Linked DNA regions of Homo sapiens: region 1 is linked to region 2. A link is a loop called in an ENCODE intact Hi-C map of the cell type or tissue named here. Cell type or tissue: A673. All regions are shown on one strand. Links, peaks and the distances in the headings refer to the core of each region. The heading gives the core; the rest is flanking DNA.

Region 1 (10,604 bases), core at 950-8,949, 140 kb after region 2:
TTAACGTTATTTGCATAAACAAATCAACAAACAAGCAAAAGAAAACTAGTGAAGACTGGCTGGGTGCAGTGGCTCACGCCTGTAATCCCAGCACTTTGGGAGGCGAGGCAGGTGGATCACCTGAGGTCAGGAGTTCAAGACCAGCCTGACCAACATGGAGAAACCCCATCTCTACTAAAAATACAAAAAATTAGCCAGGCATGGTGGCACATGCCTGTAGTCCCAGCTGCTCAGGAGGCCGAGGCAGGAGAATCACTTGAACCCGGGAGGCAGAGGTTGCGGTGAGCTGAGATTACACCATTGCACTCCAGCCTGGGCAACAGGAGTAAAACTTTGTTCCCCCCCTCCGCAAAAAAAAAATTACAACAACAAAAAAAACTAGTGAAGACTGTGCCTTAACATAGTCCCCTAGCTTTTTAACTTTTTGTTATTACTATTTATGTCTTATTGTGCTGTCTGTGTCTTGAAAAAGTTATTATTTTAGCTGGGCATGGTGGCTCACACCTCTAATCCTGGCACTTTGGGAGGCCGAGGCAGGTGGATCACGAGGTCAGGAGTTCAAGACCAGCCTTGCCAACATGGTGAAACCCTGTCTCTACTAAAAATACAAAAAATTAGCTGGGTGTGGTGGCACATGCCTTAGTCCTAGCTACTTGGGAGGCTGAGGCAGGAGAATCGCTCGAACCCAGGAGATGGAGGTTGCAGTGAGCTGAGACTGTGCCATTGCACTCCAGCCTGGGTGAGAAAGTGAGACTCTTTCTCAAAAAAAAAAAAAAATTATTTTTTATTGTTTCATTGTTTAGTTTTTTTTTTTTTTTTTTTTTTGAGACGGAGTCTCACTCTGTCGCCCAGGCTACAGTGCAGTGGTGCAATCTCGCTCACTGCAAACTCTGCCTCCCGGGTTCAAGTGATTCACCTGCCTCAGCCTCCCGAGTAGTTGGAATTACAGGCGCCCACCACCATGCCCGGCTAATTTTTGTATTTTCAGTAGAGATGGGGTTTCACCATGTTGGCCAGGCTGGTTTCGAACTCCTGACCTCAGGCATTCCAGCTGCTTCGACCTCCCAAAGTGCTGGTATTACAGGCATGAGCTACTGCACCCAGCCGAGCTCCATATTTTTTTTTATGTCAACCAGATAATTTATAAGATAAATATTTGTACAACTTTGTAGGTTTGTTGCAAGCTTTAAATGTGATGATGTATAGAGGGCACAGTACTTAGCACATAGTAGATACTTAATATATTTACTTCCATTCTGTTTTTTGTTTCCTTCAACCAGATGCATTTTAAATACAAAAGGCCAAGTTTGCTATTACTATCGCGCAAAGCTTGAAACATAAATTCAACATCTATCATCTACTCCTTGTCTAAGCTTAGGCAACGTATTTGTCCTTTCTGAACCAGTGTCTTTATCTGTAAAATAAGACTTAGACTACATTAATTTAATCCTGACCTTTAAAGAAATACCAGTTATCTATGTTAAGAAGAATTTTTAAACTACAAAGAAGCAAGCCAGTGGTAAACTTTCATTAGGAAGGACTTTGATTAGCAAGAGGAGTGAAAGCAGTGGATAGCATAAAAGTAGTTACCAAGAATGGTTACCTTTTGTTTGAGTGCAGGAATAAGAGGCAAAAAAGGGGTCCCACAGAAGTGAAACAGATGATAAGATGATAGATACAGGTTTGCATTTAGAGTGCCCTTTCTCCATTTGCCAGAGCTGAAAATTTTTCTTCAGTTAAACTCCACAAACATTTTTTAAAAATATCTACTATTTTGGGTCGTTCGCTACATTTGGCACCAGCCTTGAGCTGAATGCACAGAGATAAAAACAACATGGTCCTTACTCTCCAGGGTGCTTTCCTGTCTCCTGTGATCATTGACACTCATAATGCTAAGTTACAGCAATAGGATGGAAGTGGCTCATTCTGGATTGTTTCTTCAGAGTAACAAGAAGCCCTAATTGTCAAGAGACACAGATTCTATAGTCCAAGAGCAGAGTTTTCCTGTAGGTACTTTTCAGCCTGCAAGTTAGCTCAGACTCGCCTGAGAAAGTTCTCTGCAGATAAGAGGGTGCTTGAATCTTCAGTAAGTCCTATTGTCAATTTCTGGATCTTTTCTTACTTCAAAATAACCTCAGCCCCTGCTTTAATAAAAAGGACTTTAAGCCAACAGAGTAAACTTGATAGTTGGTGTGGGGGAAGAAAATAGCCCTTTCTTTATGAGTGTTGTGATCCGGGAGCTTTATATACCCTAACTTAATCTTCAAGGCATTGGTTGAAAGAAGGAAGTGACTTGCTATGTTACACATTTATTTAGGGGTGGAGTTAGGGATTGGAACTCACGTCTGGCTCCGTTATACCACATTCCTTCTCTGGCCTTCTTATCTTAAGCCCACAACCATCTGTATCCTGTTCAGAATGGATAGTTGTGTACTAAAGGCTGATCCTGTGGTAGTGCGGTGCTTTTTCAAACTGAATGTTAAGATTTTTTTGGCATCATGACCAACATTTTCTACAAAATAAAATAGAGTAGAAATTGTCAGTGTGTGTCGCAAGCAGTACTGTTTCCTGAAGTTTTTGTTTCAGGTGTGTATGTGTCTGTGCGTGCGCATGTGTGCTTGTGCATGTGCTGAGGCTGTGTAAAATGTATCTTCTATGTGCAAATCACCACCTTTATTGAGTGTGGTACGCAGTCACAAGTTCATTATTGTGTCTTTTCTCCAGATTTTGAAAACATTCTATATTTCTTTTAGCTGCAAGGAAATATAATGTAGTAGTTCTGAGGACAGGCTCTGGAGCCAGAATATCTAGGTTTGAATCCAGGCTCTGCCATTTACTAAGTGTGTGACTTTTGGCAAGTTATTTAATGTCTCCATGCCTCTATTTTGTCTTCTGTAAAATGGGATTGTGCGAGCATTAATTGAGTTCATGTACTTAAAGTGCTAAGAATAGTGTCATCACATGGTAGCACTCCATAAAAGTTAGTTGCTATTATTATTGTTAGTATTATTGAAAGGTTTATAAACATCTGTCTTAGAGGGATTATGGAATATTGTTTTAACAACAGCCTTCCACAGAGACAGTTGATCCATTTGGTTAATTAATTTGTTGCAAACTTTGCCATTGATTTAGTGCAATACTCCTTTTTTTTTTTTTTTTTTAAGTACGCTCAGGTTGTTTGTACTTAGCCAGCATTACCAAAGACAGCTACTAAGTCATGTATCTGTTAAGAGCTATTGTGGAAAATTGTGAGCCTGTCTCTGCTAGGTCTTGGCCTATAAAGAACTGGCTGGCTTTATAGGCTGATGTAATCTTGGTCATAGGCCAGCATTGCTGGCTCATAAAATATATGTGTATGTGCTGGCCTACTGTCTTACAGAGGGCTAAATAAGCATTATACTTAGGTCTGCCTGACTCAAGTTCTGTGAGATTTGGAGGAAGATGTTGCTTGGATGATCAGGGGAGGCTTCACAATGGAAATAATGTTTTAGATTGAGGTTGAAAGATGAATGGAAGTCCAGGAAAGTAGCTAAATGAAAATAATTCCAGGCATCAGTAAGATTTCATACCCAGCTGTAAATCCCAGAAGCCTTAAAGTGGTCAAAGCAAGGCAGAAATAAGCAGAAGCAGTGAACAGAATAAACTGTAGGCTGTTACCTTTTAGGCTAACAGACACACACACACACATACTCACACACGCATGCACCTGCACGCACACACACACACACACACACACACACATTTTAAATAGACAGGGTATTGCTATGTTACCCAGGCTGGAGCGCAGTGGTTATTCACAGGTGTAATCATAGTGCACTACAGCCTCAAACTCCTGGGCTTACATGACCCTCCTGCCTCAGCCTCTCGAGTATTGGGACTACAGTTATGTGCCTCTGTGTCTTAGTTACAGATTTTTACAGGAACTTAATGGAGGAAATAAAGGTTAAATATATGGTTTAAATATGTATTAGGGAATTATTTACATTTCTTTAAATTATGTTTCTTATGTAGCCAGCCATCTCTTAGAGTGAATAGTTAGCTACATTTTATTATGATTATTGATAACATGTTCTACTGTTTATAGAATTGTGTTGTGTACCTTACCTCTTCCTTTATTTAGGCCTTAGCTCCCATGAGAAGGCACCACCTAATGGCAGCTGCTAGAATTGTAGGCAACAAATGCATTGGAAAATTCACAGAAAAAATTGACAGGAAAAGCCCAACCAGTTCACAGCATAATTAGTATAACGTAGTGATATGAGGCAGTCTTTTTTCCTAGACTCTTAAAACACTTATTAATGATGTTTATTATTTATGATTTATAAGCATTAAATGAATTCTATCTTATCCCCACTTCCAACACAACATTCTCATAAACATTAAAAGAGATGAAGTTCTCAAATGCTTAGATTGATGAATGAATTTCTTAAGGTTATGAGGTAATAAGTCTATGATTTTTTTTCTGGTGCCCTTTGTATTTCCTTATATCTAAAAGCAGTATAACAACATTGCAGAAATCTTGGGCAGTTTAGTGAGGCAAGATCTCACCCCTGATTCCCATGCTCTAATAGTTCAGAACTAGTAATGTTTTGAGAGGAGGAAATATCTTAGAATGTTTTTACATGTACTTGAGCATGCTATAAGTATAGTTTACCTAAAACTTCACCTTTTCCCGCTTAACCTTATGCCAGAAGCCCCTTTCCCTGCTGTGATATAGTTCTTACTTGTGGTATAATGTTCAGTTTTTTTTGTTTTGTTTTGTTTTGTTTTTGAGATGGAGTCTTGCTCTGTTGCCCAGGCTGTAGTGCAGTAGCGTGATCTTGGCTCACTGCAACCTCCACCTCCTGGGTTCAAGCAATTCTCCTGCCTCAGCGTCCCGAGTAGCTGGGACTACAGGCATATGCCAACACGCCTGACTAATTTTTATGTTTTTAGTAGAGATGGAGTTTCACTATGTTGGCCAGGCTGGTCTCCAACTCCTGACGTCAGGTGATCCACCAGCCTCAGCTTCCCAAAGTGCTGGGATTACAGGTGTGAGCTATTGCACCCAGCCAATGTTCAGTTTTAAGTACTATAATTAACCAAGCCATTGTTACTCACTTTTCTCTATTATAAATAGTATTGTTAAATACCTTACATATGCAACTAGTTCCATATTTTGGATTTTCTTCCTCTTTTTTTTTTTTTTTCAAAAAGCATATGATTATCGTCTGTGTTTAGATGCAGAGAAGTATTTGAGAAAAAATAGTCCCACTTTCCAAAGAATTTATTTTTGTGTACTAATTCTTGCTTGACTGAATTGTATGATTTGACCAATTCCGTGGTAGCTACTATCATCTAGTTTTTATCTTCTAATATCAAGGGATTGGGTAGACTAGCAAGTCCCTTAACTTACCTGTTTTAGACATGAAATTCTGTTTGAAAAAGCTAATTTATTGATTTTGAAAAGTTTTAAAATTACTCGGTTTCTCTTCTAGCTCTGATAATTGAAATATTTAATTTCTATAATAAACATATGTTATCTTCACTCAAGTCATATTTTCTTTTAGAAGTCCTTGATCTTAAGCAAACTTACTAATGATGTTTGAAATACCAAATGCTTTATTCATCTCCACATTTTTCAATAGAGTACTATCTCTTTTTAATGATTTTTTAATTCATCTTATAATTTTATGCAGCTGTTAACATTCCTTTTAACCAGGCAGATGCCTTGGGACTGTGGGAAATTGCAGTAGCAATTAGAGGAAAATAGGGAAGGGTGGGCTGGTCAGTCTTGGAGAGCAGGAACAATGCAGAATTTAAACATAGGAATGTCATGTGTCAATTAGGGATACAGCAAAACCCTTCTATAACACTATAAAAGGAGCCCCAAATATTCAGTTGTGTAAAATATGAGATGACATTAAACATAGGGTTATGTAATAAAATTGATTAAATAACTAGGTTGAGCCTCTTGTGGAGGTTGGGAGCCAACTGCCAGTCCTGTTTCATCCAAATTAGTATTAAGGAGTAATATGGAGGGGTTTCACTGGGCTTAATATTTCGTTTTCCTTTTAAAAATGCAATTGTATGTTAGAGATGAAATCATTGAGATTTTGATTTTAGACCTGTGTAACTGCTAAAAATAAAAGATCAGGTGAATTGAATTAACTCTATCTGGTGGTACTTGAATATGGAATGAAATCTATGGCCAGCCAGCATGGTTACCTGTTGTTTCAAAACAGCAAAGTTAGTGCTTGAAATCTGTGAAGTTCATTTAAAAAAATGAAAAAAAAAAAAAAAGGTTAGCAAAATCACTGATGTTAATGACCAGCCAAGTAGCTATTGTAATTAATGCTGATGGGTTCTGAAGACCATTGGCAAGACAGGAACCCTGAATAGATCAACCATAAGTTTGCCAAATATGGACTATTTATTTTTACTAGAGACTTTGTGGAGACCAGGACTTGAGACACTGTTTTTGTATGAGGGTAGTAGCCAGTGTTACCAACCACTTGCTATGTGCCAGGTGAACTCTTATAAGCACTTTGTATTAACTCATATGACTCTCTCACAAGATCAGCAATTGCAAGAGCCTTCCTTTTTTCTTCTCTTCCTCACTTGGTTTTTGTGTGGGAATCTCAAGTAATTATTTTGGGACACACTTTTGGCAAGGGGTGGGAGGTACTATAGACTTAGTGGTAAGAGGAGTTAAACATTGTAGCAGAGTCAGTGCTGAGTTTTTGGTAACTAGTTTCAAGTGTTAGGTATCTTCTAATAAGGACATTTAACTCTGGTTCATGGTAATTCTAAATATCTTATTAAATCAACATATATTTCATGGCTAATCCATACATCAGGTAATCTACCTTGCCAGAGTTGACTATATAATAAAAAATAAATTATTTATATTTTGTATTGTATGAGCATCTAATTTAGTTTTCCTCTTCAGATTTATACTCTTTTGAAAACTCTTCAAAAGAGTACTCTTTTGAATACTCTTCAAAAGAGTATTATGTATATTTATTATGTATGATGAAAGGTATATGAAAGGAATGTATTGTGAAACTAATATCGGTTTATTACACTTCCTGTAAGAACTAGCATGACCACTCTTTTACTCTAAATATGCCAACCGCCTTGGCTATTCAGGTTTCAGTAGTAGTTAAAATTCTATAAGAATTTCATTTGTTTTTAGATGCAAGGAAAGCCCTTCTGAATGTACCTTCAACAGAAATATCAGCCATTTGTTTAGGAATACTGATATGATGTAATCTGTCTAGATTTTCTGACATAGTTTGATATTTATGTTTTGAAGATCCTGAATTGCATGTAGTTTGTCCTAAATGTTTTGTTTTGAACACAATGTATTTAGCTTTGATTTTTTTTTTGAGACAGAATTTTGCTCTGGTTGCCCAGTCTGGAATGCAGTGGCAGAATTACAGTTCACTGCAGCCTCGACATCCCAAGCTCAAGTGATTCTCCCACTTGGGCCTCTCAGGTAGCTGGGACTATAGGTGCACACCACCTTCCTGGTTAATTAAAAAAAAATTTTTTTTTTTTTAGAGATAGGGTTTTGCCATGTTGCCCACGCTGGTCTTGAACTCCTCGGCTCAAACAATCCACCCGCCTCAGCCTCCTAAAGTGCTGAGATTAGAGGCATGAGCCACTGCACCCAGCCCACGTTGATTCTTTAAAACAATTTTTTTTCTTTGATTCCTAAATACCCACTTCTTGACAAAAGTTTATTTCTCTGTTCTGCGTTATCTGTCAGCCATCTGTATTATTTATATAGATACATTTTAATTCCTCTATAGGGAAAGCAGGTTGGGTGGCTCCACAGCGATATCATTTTCAAGTTAGTAAGCCTAGTTTTGTTGTCCTTTTCTTACTTATTCCCATCCTTACCTCTTTCCCATAGCTGGATTATTAATTTTTCTTACCCTGATACTTACTGTCATAATTTGGTGTATTCTTTTTTTTTTTTTCTTCTTTTTCTGTTTTTGAGATGGAATCTAGCTCCGTCGCCTGGGCTGGAGAGTGTGGTGGTGTGCTCTTGGCTCACTGTAACCTCTGCCTCTCAGGTTCAAGCGATTCTCCTGCCTCAGCCTCCCGAGGAGCTGGGATTACCGGTGCCCGCCACCATGCCCAGTTAATTTTTGTATTTTTAATAGAGACAGGGTTTCATTGTGTTGGCCAGGCTGGTCTCGAACTCCTGACCTTGTAACCTACCCTCCTTGGCCTCCCTAAGTACTGGGATTACAGGCGTGAGCCACCATGCCAGGCCAATTCTGTGTATTCTTATGCTACACTATCCTCATCACTAAGCAAGATGTATTGAACTTTTCTTATAATTTGGCCTGGCATAATTTATCATATCGAATTTATTCTTAGCCCTTCTCTACTCTTCCACTCTCTCTCTTCTACCTCCTTTCTGTCTTCCTCCCCCACTTTTCCTCTCTCATGCTTTTTCCTTTACCCATTCTCCTCCTCCTTCATCTCACTTAACACAAATATTAATCCAGAGCATATTCCTGTAAAGTTTTATAGAAATATTGATTTATTTGGGTGTTGATTGCCAGAAATGTGTTAGTCAGTAGGAGTATAAAGCTTTTTGAGGCCGGGCGCAGTGGCTCACGCCTGTAATCCTAGCACTTCGGGAGGACGAGGCGGGTGGATCACCTGAGGTCAGGGGTTCAAGACCAGCCTGGCCAACATGGTGAAGCCCCGTCTCTACTAAAAATACAAAAATTAGCTGGGGGTGGTGGCACACACCTGTAATCCCAGCTACTTGGGAGGCTGAGGAAAGAGAATCACTTGAACCCAGGAGGCAGAGGTTGTGGTGAGCTGAGATCACGCCGTTGCACTCCAGCCTGGGCAACAAGAGCAAAATTCAGTATAAAAAAAAAAAAAAAACTTTTTGAAAGCCTTAGGAAATTATGAATTGACTCTTACTGTCCCTTAATAACATAAACTAATTGTTTTTCTTATATTTAAAAATGTCACCTGTTTTAGTTTCTTGTTTTGACTCATGAGCTTTGTGTTATTGTATTTATTGATTATGCTAATAACTTTCAGATTTTTAATGTTTTTTAGAATAATTTCTTTTTGATAGCAGAATAAAATTTTGATATTTTAGTTAGCCAACTTAAGCAAACTAGTGAGAGAGTACTTAAAACCAAGAAAAGCGAATAATTGTTTCCATTTAGCCTGAATTATGAGTTTCTATAATTCAAGAGAGAGAGATAGACACTACTTTTTTTAATGTAAATATTATAAATTGCTAATGTTGTATTGTTTGGAGAAGCAGATCAGGGCCAGATATTTTTCAAAATCATTACAGATTTTGCACTTTCAATGAATTGTTTTTTTTACTTTATTTAAAGTTATTTCTCTGACCTGTTGGTCCATATGTTTTCTCTTCATCTAGTTCAGCTCCTTCTGTTAGGATGTATCTTATGAGCTACAGGGCACACCTCTCCAGAACTCTCAGTTTAAAGTCAAATATGAGAGTCTACCTGGTAAGCTGTATGTCTATAGTTGACACTTTTCCTTCTTATTTTTCTGCTGTTTCAAATATTTAAATTATATACACTTTGCTGACCAAACATAAATTAAACTTTATTAGTTATTGCTAATTCCTACCATAATTTCTTCAAGTTATGCAACTGCATATTCCAAATTATAAATGAGCCTATCTAATATGCTTCAATAGTTCTTTATAAAAAAGAGACTAGGCCTCTTTGTTAGCAGCTAGAAGCTTTGTGACATTTGGAATCACTGGGCCTTCACTGGGCCTTCCCTGGACATCCTATTAGCTATTCGTCATTTATTTTATTACATGAACAGGGCTTGCAGAAGCAGATTTTTTTTTTTTTTTTTTTAAGAGACAGAGTCTTGCTCTGTCACCCAGACAGATTGCACTAGTGCAATAATAGCCCACTGCAGCCTTGAACTCCTGGGTTCAAGCTGTCCTCCTTCTCCAGCCTCTTGAGAAGCTAGGACTATAGGTGCAGACCACCAAGAAGCCAATCTTGAAGAAAAAAATACAAGTCAAAGCTTGGCTGAGCCGGCCATGTGGTACACCTATGACTGGCAGGTTCATGTATATGTCATTATTACTGAGTCAACTGCATTCTTTTCTTAATTCCATGAAAAGCAGTCTACTATACATACTGTCAGGGGAAATCTACTAAGAAGATGACTGTGATTGGCTATTACAGACTTGCCATGTCTCGTTTCACTGGTATTACAGGAAAAAAGAAATTTCTTTAAATAATACTTTAAGTGCCACGAAGACGGGACAATTTGTACTTCTTGGTATCCTCTATCCTCTCTCTCAAAGTGCTAGAAAAATGGACCGATCTAACTAATATAGAAAACCGAGGGATAAGATTATTTTGGTCAGTCTATAAATCCATATTTTTGAATTCTTTTAGAAATAAAGTCTTCCTCATCGATATCACAGAGATGGTATACACTATGCTAAAACAGCTGTTTAATTTAAATTGCATAAAATATTTAGTTAAGCTATATAGCCAAAACACATGCTAACAACAAATAAGGTTAGCCACCTTGGTGGGGAAATGGAGTGATAGTTCTCTAGAATCAGGAAGAATTCATTT
Region 2 (10,604 bases), core at 1,731-9,730:
AGAATAGTATCTGGTATTTAAAGTGTTCAGTGTTAGCTATTATCATTAAGGTCATTTATTTCAATAGGATAGCAAAAGAGGAATTGAAAAACAAATTTAACAGGATATCTAATAAAAAACTTAAACTAAAAGGAAACTTTCGTATCATTTGAAGGAATTCACTCATGCATCATACCAACAGTCAGTGTTGTACATAATTAAGGAGCAACAGAGGTAACAATCATATTATTATTTAATATTATCCTAGACATTTTTGCCAGTTAAACTAAAATTATCAAGACTGCATTATAAGGAAGAGGTGGGAATATTGGTGTAGTTTATATGACTCTACCTGAAACAAAAGGAACTAACGAAAACTGTTAGATTCATTTAATAATGTTCAGTTTAAAGTGTTAAATGTGAAAGATAACTTTTTCACAATAGGAATAACAACAAATAATTAGGTGTAGTCCAGGAGTTTGAGATTGCAGTGAGCCAGCCATGATCTTGCCACTGTACTCCAGCCTGGGGACAGAGTGAGACTGTCTCAAAAGTAATAAAGTTAGGGAGAGATGGGCCTGAATATAAAGAATAGTATAAAGCTTTTCAAGACATAACATTTAAGTAAGTCAGGCCGGTGTAGTGTTTACACCTGTAATCCCAGCACTTGGGGAGGTCAAGGGGGGCTGGATCACCTGAGCTCAGGAGTTCAAGAACAGCCTGATCAACATGGCGAAACCCCATCTTTACCAAAAATACAAAAAATAATTAGCCGGGTGTAGTGAGCACCTGTGGTCCCAGTTACTCAGGAGGCTAAGGCAGGAGGATCACCTGAGCCTGGGAGGCGGAGGTTGCAACGAGCTAAAAATCGTACCACTGTACTCCAGGCTGGGTGACAGTGAGATTCCATCTTAAAAAAAATAGAAATAAGTCAGAACCACTAAATAATTGGTAAATATTTCTCAAATTTTTCCCACAGAGGTTAAATAATTAGTCCAATTTATTTATTTGCCTACTTTAGCTATTAAGTGAGAGAGATGTTATGCACACGTAGGCTATCTGTGCTTTTTTTTTTCCTTTTACGCCTTTTGTCTGTTTTTGTAGAAACGGGGTCTTGCCATGTTGCCTAGGCTGGTTTCAAACTTCTGGCCTTACGAGATCCTCCTGCCTTGGCCTCCCCAAGTGCTAAGATTAAAGGTGTGAGCCACAGGCAGGTGAGCCACTGTGCCCAGCCTAACCATGCTTTTACAGTATGATGCTGCCTCCCATACTTAGAAGCCTGTGGAATTGAGTGTGGAGCCTGTTTTAAGTGTATATTAGTTAGTGTATTATTAATTTGGCTGCCAGTGACAGAAAATGCAAAACAACAGTGGCTTAAACAAGATAGAAGTCTTTTCTCTCCCTCACATTAATGAATAAGGAGTTAAATGGAATAGAACTAGTTTGCAGGTCCAGGATATCTCAGATCTCGTCTGCGTCTGTCTTTTTTTCTGCCATCTTTAGTATACAGGCTTCAAGTTAGATGCTGTAGCTGTAGCCATTAATTTTGCATTTTTGTCAGTAAGAAGGTAGAGGGACAAGGTCAAGCGCAGTGGCTCATGCCTGTAATCCCAGCACTTTGGAAGCCTGAGGTGGGTGCATCACCTAAGGTCAGGAGTTTGAGACCAGCCTGGCCAACATAGTGAAACCCCATCTCTACTAAAAATATAAAAAAATTAGCCAGGTGTCATGGCACACGCCTGTAATCCCAGCTACTCAGGAGACTGAGGCAGGAGAATCACTTGAACCTGGGAGGTGGAGGTTCCAGTGAGCCGATATTGCACCACTGCACTCCAGCTTGGGAGACAGAGCGAGACACTTGGCTCAAAAAATTGAAAAAAGAAGGTAGAGGGATAAGGATAAAGAAGCCTCCTCATTTTGAACTTTGTATCTTTGTTTAACTTGAGAAGTGTAATAGTTTTTCTTTTTTGGAGGCCAGGAGTCTACCTAAAATTTAATGCTTCCAATACAAAGAATGGATGATAAGGGGCAACTAGCAACTAAGCAGTGAGTATCTATATTCAATATTTGTTGCTTTCAGTTATAGCAATGACAAGTTATTTATTTTGAATTTTTTTGGGTCTTTTTAGCCATTGTGAATGGTTCTTTAATATTGTGTGTGTGTGTATTATATATAATATATATAGCATGTGTGCTTATTTGATTTTATTTCATACTTGTGAACATTAGCTACCTTTCTCCAAAGGAATAAAAAGTGTAAAGTTTATTGGTACTAATGCAATCTTTAAACTCTTAAGATTTGGTCAGAGTATTAACATGCATGAATTTCATTTTTATTATTATTTTTTAGATGGAGTTTCATCTTGTTGCCCAGGCTGGAGTGCAATGGTGTGATCTTGGCTCGCTGCAACCTCCGCCTCCTGGGTTCAAGTGATTCTCCTGCCTGAGCCTCCCGAGTAGCTGGGATTACAGGCACCTGCTACCATGCCCAGCTAATTTTTGTATTTTTAGTAGAGATGGGGTTTCACCATGTTGGTCAGGCTGGTCTCGAACTCCTGACCTCAGGTGATCCACCCGCCTCGGCCTCCTAAAGTGCTGGGATTACAGGCGTGAGCCACCATGCCTGGCTGAATTTCATTTGAATTCTTTTGTGTCTGGTTCTGCTGTGTAGTTATTCTACTGTTTCTCTTCGGAAATGAGATGTAATCTTTTTGGTTTATTTTATTAAGGGAAGATTCCAAAAAACTAGCCTCAGCCGAGATTTTTGTCAAGCTTGACTGTGTATCTGTCAGGTTTGTTTATACCGAGGATCACTGAAGCACTCATAAGGGAAATGAAGGTATAAAAACTGCCTTTTTCCTTGCTCCCACTAACAAATGTGAGAAACTGGCCTTACTTTTTTTTTTTTTTTGGAGATGGAGTTTTGCTCTTGTTGCCCAGGCTGGAGTGCAGTGGTGCGATCTCGTCCCCCTGCAACCTCTGACTTCTGGGTTCAAGCGATTCTCCCGCCTCAGCTTCCCGAGTAACTGGGATTACAGGTGTGTGCCAGGATGCCCGGCTAATTTTTGTATTTTTAGTAGAGACGGGTTTTCACCATGCTGGCCGGGCTGGTCACAAACTCCTGAACATCAGGTGATCCACCCACCTCGGCCTCCCAAAGTGCTGGGATTACAGGCGTGAGCCACCATGCCCGGCTGAGAAACTGGCTTTTTTTAAGAGAATGTTTTAGTTATTCACTCTTTCCCGTTATTTTTCACAACTATTATAATTCATTCCTCAGTTAGCAGTGGCTTTATCAGTAATTCAGAATATTTTTTCAAAGACATGTCAAATCTTTCATCACAATAGGCAAATATATAGAAGACCTGATGCATAAATCTTTCAGACTTCACCAATCTCTATGTTGCCCATTCATTTTCTCTGAGAAAGGGGTCCACTAGTGTTTTTTTTTTTAAGAGATAGGGTTTTGCTATGATGCACAGGCTGGTCTAAAACTCTTGGGCTCAAGCAGTGCTTCTGCCTAAGCCTCCTAAGTAGCTAGGACTACAGGCGAATGTGAGTCCACCCAGCTTGGAGTTTGTTAGTTTTTTTTTTTTTTTTTTTTTCTTTTTTAGAGACAAGGTCTTCCCATGTTGCCAAGGCTGGTCTCGAACTCCTGGGCTCAAGAAATCTGCCTGCCATGGCCTCCCAAAGTGCTGGGATTATAGTTGTCAGCCACTGTGCCTGGCCTGAGTCTGCTAGTTTTGACTTGAGTACTGATGAAAACTTTAATGCTACTTTCTCATTCCTCCAGTTTCTGCTTGTTAAAATTCTGTGTACCCTTTAGGGACCATTTGAAATATAATTTCCTCTAAGCAACCTCTCCAGATGCTAGCTGCATTTGCTACTTCCCAGGCTTGGTTTCTGGCTTCTTGTTGTTAAATCATTATTTGTGTGCTTGTCCTAACTCCCTTACCTTTCTTTTCCAATCATATATTAAGACCTCAAGTACAGGAACTTTTGTATGAAAGGTATGGTAGTTTTTTAAAAGTCCTGTGTCTTCTAATGCAATACCTTATAAATGGTATGTACAGAGTACATATTTGTTAAATGGAATTGAACATTTTTGGTTTTTATAAATGAAAAGCTTGTGACATTCAAATGTGTTTTTTCTTTATGACACATAGCCCTTAGTTTCTATATGGAAAATGGAAGTAGGTATGGAAGTGTGAACAAAGGAAATGTGAGCATAGAACTGTAAATAAACATCTATTTCCATAAGAACCATTATACATGCCTTGCCCTAACCTTACAATTTAGATACATTATAGTTTAATAATTGTAAGAGCTGCCTCAAGATAGAGATGACTTAGTTAATTAAATTTATAGATTAAAACTTTATTCTCGCTTTATTTTGATAGCTTATGAACCTACCTGGCAAATGAATCAGAAAAAGTTGTAGTTTTCTTTCCTTAAAACAGTCACACAATACTTTCTAAAAAGTGTGATTGTTTTTATTAAGGTGTAACTATTTGTTTTTTTATTTTTATTTTGTGGAAATAAGGTCTTGCTGTGTTGCTCAGGTTGGTCTCAAAACTCCTGGCCTCAAGCCGCTTTCCTGTCTTGGCCTCCCAAAGTGCTGGATAACAGGTGTGAACCACCATACCTTGCTTTTAAGGTGTTATTTAATATAATAATGTGCACAGATCTTAAAGGTTCAGTTTGGTGAATTTTGACAGTTGTATATATTATGTGAAACCACCATCCCAAATAAGGTACAGAACATTTCTGTCATCTCTATAGTTCCTTGTGCCCCTCCTAGTTACAATACTGTTTACAAATGATTTTTTTTTTTGGCCAGATGCAGTGGCTCACACCTGTAATTCCAACACTTTGGGAGGCCAGGGCGGGTGGATCAGTTGAGGTCATGAGTTCAAGACCAACCTGGCCAACATGGCCAAACCCCATCTCTACTAAAAATACAAAAATTATCCGGGTGTGTTGGCACGCACCTGTAATTCCAGCTACTCGGGAGGCTGAGACATGAGAATCACTTGAACCTGGGAGGTGGAGGTTGTAGTGAGCTGATATCATGCCACCGTACTCCTGCCTGGGCTACAGAATGAGACTCCGTCTTGATTTGAAAAAAACAATTTGATAGCTCTAAAATTGGAAGCAAAATTACCAGAGTACTTACTAGTAGGTACGTTATAAACCACACTGTCCCAACTGTGATTAATTTTTTTGTTTCTTATATGTATTTTACTTCAGTTACTAGTTAGTAGTTGGATTTAGTTTTACTGCTAAAGGCACTATATTAAAAATATTAATTATATTATAATTTCTTTTTGATAAACTTTTTTTTACTTATTTTATTCCATTTTGTTTATCTATAATGGTAATAAAATTGTTCTTTCCAGTAGAATTTGAAGGATTATGATTATTTTTCTTAGAACTAAGTAAAAAAAAAATTCAAGTGGGAAGTATCAGAGAAAACAGGTGAAAAATCATCTTTTGGCTGGATGCTATGGCACATGTCTGTAATCCCAGCACTTTGGGAGGCTGAGGCGGGCAGATCATCTGAGGTCAGGAGTTCGAGACCAGCCTGGCCAACATGGTGAAACTCTGTCTCTACTAAAAATACAAAAATTATCTGGGCGTGGTGGAGCACGCCTGTAATCCCAGCTACTCGGGAAGCTGAGGCAGGAGAATTGCTTGAACCCGGGAGGTGGAGGTTGCAGTGAGCTGAGATCTTGCCATTGCACTCCAGCCTGGGTGACAAGAGTGAGACTCCATCTCAAAGCAAAACAAAACAAAACAAAACATCTTTTAACCATTTCTATTACTTGTTCATGATTCTAATTTTTTTTTTTTAGGGATGAAGGAGGTTCTAACTCATAATTAAATGGAAACTTTAGGATTACTGAGGATTTTCATTATCTTTGCTATCCTGTTTCCCATTACTACAGAAAATAGAAAGTTGGATTTTTATGACTGTAACTAAGGGCTGGATGTAACAGCAGCTTTCTAGTTGTGAGCACCTGTTCTCCATGAACTCTGTCTGACTCCCTGGCTAGCACGTTCTGTGGTGGGGAGTCCAAGTTTGGGCCACCACTGTGTTGCTTTGTCTTCTGGTCTGAGGCATCTCATCCCCTTGGCCTTGATCATTGCCAGCCACCTGTATCAGTCAGTCTCTTTCCCTGATACATGGGGAGAGGCTGAAGAATTCAAAGCGGGAGAAAACTATCTTTTAGTTCCCAGGAGTTGATGTAAGAATAAGGTGATTCATGTAAACACGCAACATAGGACTCATACTAGGCACTCAGAATGGCTGGGTTTTATCATTGTTTTCATCATCAATACCAATATTTGATCAATAACCAATTTAAATTTAATTGAAGTTGACTTCAATTAAAGAAGAAAAGTTTTAAAAAATTGGTATGAGAAAACTTAACTATTTTAACTTCAAAGTAGAATTAATGTCCTTTAAAACAGAGTAATTTAATTACGCCTGCAAGGTTATGTCAGCAGAGGATGCTAGAAGCTGTGTTCCAAAACCCAGTGACTATGTTCCTTAGGGTTTCGAAACTGCTAATGTGTGAAAATGGGCACTAGGGGGCAATAGAAGCTCTTTGGCAAGCATCCAGTTTTTCCCTTTGCCTGTCTATAGTGGAAGGAAAAAAAAGAATCTTTTATAAATAATGTCTTCTACAGACTGGAACAAGTGAGTTTGAGATTGAGATTAGTGTTGGAATAATTACTTTTTTTTCTCTGAAGAAGAATGCAGAAAAATTCTCTCAAATATATTTAAAATTTTATCTTAAGCTTTTTAGATAAGTAACAGAGATTCCTGACTGGGCACCGTGGCTCACACCTGTAATCCCAGCACTTTGGGAGGCTGAGGTGGGCAGATCATGAGGTCAGGAAATGGAGACCATCCTGGCGAATATGGTGAATCCCTGTCTCTACTAAAAATAGAAAAATTACCTGGGCATGGTGGCGTGTGCCTGTGATCCCAGCTACTTGGGAGGCTGAGGCAGGAGAATCATTTTGAACCAGGGAGGCGGAGGTTGCAGTGAGCCGAGATCGCACCACTGCACTCCAGCCTGGCGACAGAGCGAGACTCTGTCTCAAAAAAAAAAAAAAAAAGATTCCTATGTGGGAATTTTAAGGATAGCTTCCTCATACTTTAATATTGAAGTCTATAAAGTTGAATAAGGTTTATTTCTGTGATCATTAGTCTAATCCAAACTTTTGAAAATATATATCAGATCTTGCCGGGCACAGTGGCTCACGTCTGTAATCCCAGCACTTTGGGATGCCAAGGCGGATGGATCACCTGAGATTGGTAGTTCGAGACCAGCCTGACCAACACGGAGAAACCCTGTCTCTACTAAAAATACAAAATTAGCCAGGCGTGGTAGTGCATGCTTGTAATCCCAGCTATTTGGGAGGCTGAGGCAGGAGAATCGCTTGAACTCAGGAGGCGGAGGTTGCGGTGAGCCTTGATTGCGCATTGCACTCCAGCCTGGGCAACAGGAGCAAAACTCTGTCTCAAAAAAAAAAAAAAAAAAAGAAAATATATATCAGATCTTGTCACTTCTCTGCTCCAAACGTCTGGTTTCTTCCTATCACTTCAGGTTCTTTGCCTTGGCCTCTGCAAATCACACTGACTTTATCCCCTTCTACCCCCTGGCTTGCTCACTCCTCTCTAGCCACATTGATCTTTCTGGTTTTCTTTGGAGACCTCTATTCTTATTCCCGCATGGAAACTTTCTATTTACTCTTTCTTCCACATGGAATAATACCCAGAACTTCACATGGCTCCCTTATTTTGCTTGGATCTGTGCTCAAGTGTTACCTTCTCTGTCCATCTTATATAGGTCCCCCCTGCTCCCCATCCCACCTCTTTTCCTATCACTGCTTTATGGTACTTATCATTATCTGACATTTTTGTGTATTGGTTTATTGTCTTTCTTCACATAAGAATGTAAGTTCTATGAGGACAGTCTGTTTTTTTTTTTTTTTTTTTACTGCTGTATCCTCAGTGGCTTGACAGATACCTAGCACATAGTAGGTACTCAAGAAATATTAGTTGAATGAATGGAATGGCCATCCTTGGCTGTGGGCATGGCTACTTTCTTCCTAAACATTTCATTGAATCAAAGTTAGCTTCTGATCTAGTCACAATTATTCTTTTTTTTTTTATTTTTATTGATCATTCTTGGGTGTTTCTCGCAGAGGGGGATTTGGCAGGGTCATAGGACAATAGTGGAGGGAAGGTCAGCAGATAAACAAGTGAACAAAGGTCTCTGGTTTTCCTAGGCAGAGGACCCTGCGGCCTTCCGCAGTGTTTGTGTCCCTGGGTACTTGAGATTAGGGAGTGGTGATGACTTTTAAGGAGCATGCTGCCTTCAAGCATCTGTTTAACAAAGCACATCTTGCACCGCCCTTAATCCATTTAACCCTGAGTGGACACAGCACATGTTTCAGAGAGCACAGGGTTGGGGGTAAGGTCATAGATCAACAGGATCCCAAGGCAGAAGAATTTTTCTTAGTACAGAACAAAATGAAAAGTCTCCCATGTCTACTTCTTTCTACACAGACACAGCAACCATCCGATTTCTCAATCTTTTCCCCACCTTTCCCCTTTTCTATTCCACAAAACCGCCATTGTCATCATGGCCCGTTCTCAATGAGCTGTTGGGTACACCTCCCAGACGGGGTGGTGGCCGGGCAGAGGGGCTCCTCACTTCCCAGTAGGGGCGGCCGGGCAGAGGCACCCCTCACCTCCCGGACGGGGCGGCTGGCCGGGCGGGGGGCTGACCCCCCCACCTCCCTCCCGGACGGGGCGGCTGGCCGGGCCGGGGGCTGATCCCCCCACCTCCCTCCCGGAAGGGGCGGCTGGGGGTGGGGGGGGCCTGACCCCCCCACCTCACCTCCCTCCCGGGTGGGGCGGCTGGCCGGGCAGGGGGCTGACCCCCCACCTCCCTCCCGGACGGGGCGGCTGGCCGGGCGAGGGGCTGACCCCCCCCACCTCCCTCCCGGACGGGGCGGCTGGCCGGGCGGGGGGCTGACCCCCCCACCTCCCTCCCGCCGGGCGGAGGGGCTCCTCACTTCTCAGACGGGGCGGCTGCCAGGTGGAGGGGCTCCTCACTTCTCAGACGGGGCGGCTGCCGGGCGGAGGGTCTCCTCACTTCTCAGACGGGGCGGCCGGGCAGAGACGCTCCTCACCTCCCAGACGGGGTCGCGGCCGGGCAGAGGCGCTCCTCACATCCCAGACGGGGCGGCGGGGCAGAGACGCTCCCCACATCTCAGACGATGGGCCGCCGGGCAGAGACGCTCCTCACTTCCTAGATGGGCTGGCGGCCGGGAAGAGGCGCTTCTCACTTCCTGGATGGGATGGCGGCCTGGCAGAGACGCTCCTCACTTTCCAGACTGGGCAGCCAGGCAGAGGGGCTCCTCACATCCCAGACGATGGGCGGCCAGGCAGAGACGCTCCTCACTTCCCAGACGGGGTGGCGGCCGGGCAGAGGCTGCAATCTTGGCACTTTGGGAGGCCAAGGCAGGCAGCTGGGAGGTGGAGGTTGTAGCGAGCCGAGATCACGCCACTGCACTCCAGCCTGGGCACCACTGAGCACTGAGTGAACGAGACTCCGTCTGCAATCCCGGCACCTCGGGAGGCCGAGGCTGGCGGATCACTCGCTGTTAGGAGCTGGAGACCAGCCTGGGCAACACAGCGAAACCCCGTCTCCACCAAAAAAATACGAAAACCAGTCAGGCGTGGCGGCGCGCCTGCAATTGCAGGCACTGGGTAGACTGAGGCAGGAGAATCAGGCAGGGAGGTTGCAGTGAGCCGAGATGGCAGCAGTACAGTCCAGCTTCGGCTCGGCATCAGAGGGAGATCGTGGAAAGAGAGGGAGAGGGAGATCGTGGGGAGAGGGAGAGGGAGATCGTGGGGAGAGGGAGAGGGAGAGGGCTTGGGAGAGGGCTTCTTTTTTTTTTTTTTTTGAGATAGTTTCCCTGTGTCACCCAGGCTGGAGTGCAATGGGGTGATATCGGCTCACTGCAAGCCCCACCTCCCAGGCTCAAGCGATTTTCGTGCCTCAGCCCCCTGAGTAACTGAGATTACAGGCATGTGCCACCATGCCTGGCTAATTTTTGTAATTTTAGTAGAGTCAGGGTTTTGCCATCTTGGCCAGGCTGGTCTCAAACTCCTCAAGTGATCTGCCAGCCTTGGCCTCCTAAAGTGCTGGGATTACAGGCGTTAGCCACCGTGCCCAGCCACAGTTACTCTTTAGAAGCTGAGAAGCTAATACTCCACTTACACATTTCTAGGCTAGTCCTCCACAATTATGTCAAAAGTGTGCAGTCTTTTTAAAGCTCCCTTTCCAGGTAAGCTTTTGTATCCTCTCAAGGGTTGTTTCTGCCTCTGAGCAGTGGTTTTTATTTTGCTCAACAAATATTTTGTGCATCTGCTATGTGATGGACACTGCTAGTATGGATCAAAATGAGGATACTTTAAGGAAGATGGACTAAGTTATAAAGATAATCCAAAGCATACTTTAAGTGCAGTGACAAATATGGGGGTACTTTTTATCTGACTTTGATTATAGTCTCTTTACTTACAAGTTTTTGTTTTTTTC

Evidence for each region. Peaks named below come from ENCODE experiments on the same cell type or tissue, not always from the same donor. Only the 100,000 strongest peaks of a DNase experiment are listed, where the experiment ranks them.
Region 1: it touches region 2 in a loop (3-fold over the local background); 10 of 110 quality-filtered maps call a loop at or near these places.

What each region holds. Positions count from the first base shown.
Region 1 is chr5:37,550,966-37,561,569 of GRCh38, forward strand. The region is part of intron 9 of WDR70 (WD repeat domain 70); the gene reads left to right. Among named protein-coding and RNA genes, the nearest start is that of WDR70, 180 kb to the left of the region's middle. RefSeq lists an enhancer at 2,222-2,516 and a silencer at 2,222-2,516. In A673, for the core only: a CTCF peak has its summit at 4,154 (motif pointing left); DNase peaks (open chromatin) are centred at 1,916, 2,336 and 3,316; H3K4me3 peaks cover 1,910 bases; H3K27ac peaks cover 4,205 bases.
Region 2 is chr5:37,406,631-37,417,234 of GRCh38, forward strand. All of the region lies in intron 5 of WDR70 (WD repeat domain 70), which reads left to right. Among named protein-coding and RNA genes, the nearest start is that of WDR70, 33 kb to the left of the region's middle. In A673, for the core only: a CTCF peak has its summit at 6,545 (motif pointing right); a DNase peak (open chromatin) is centred at 6,561.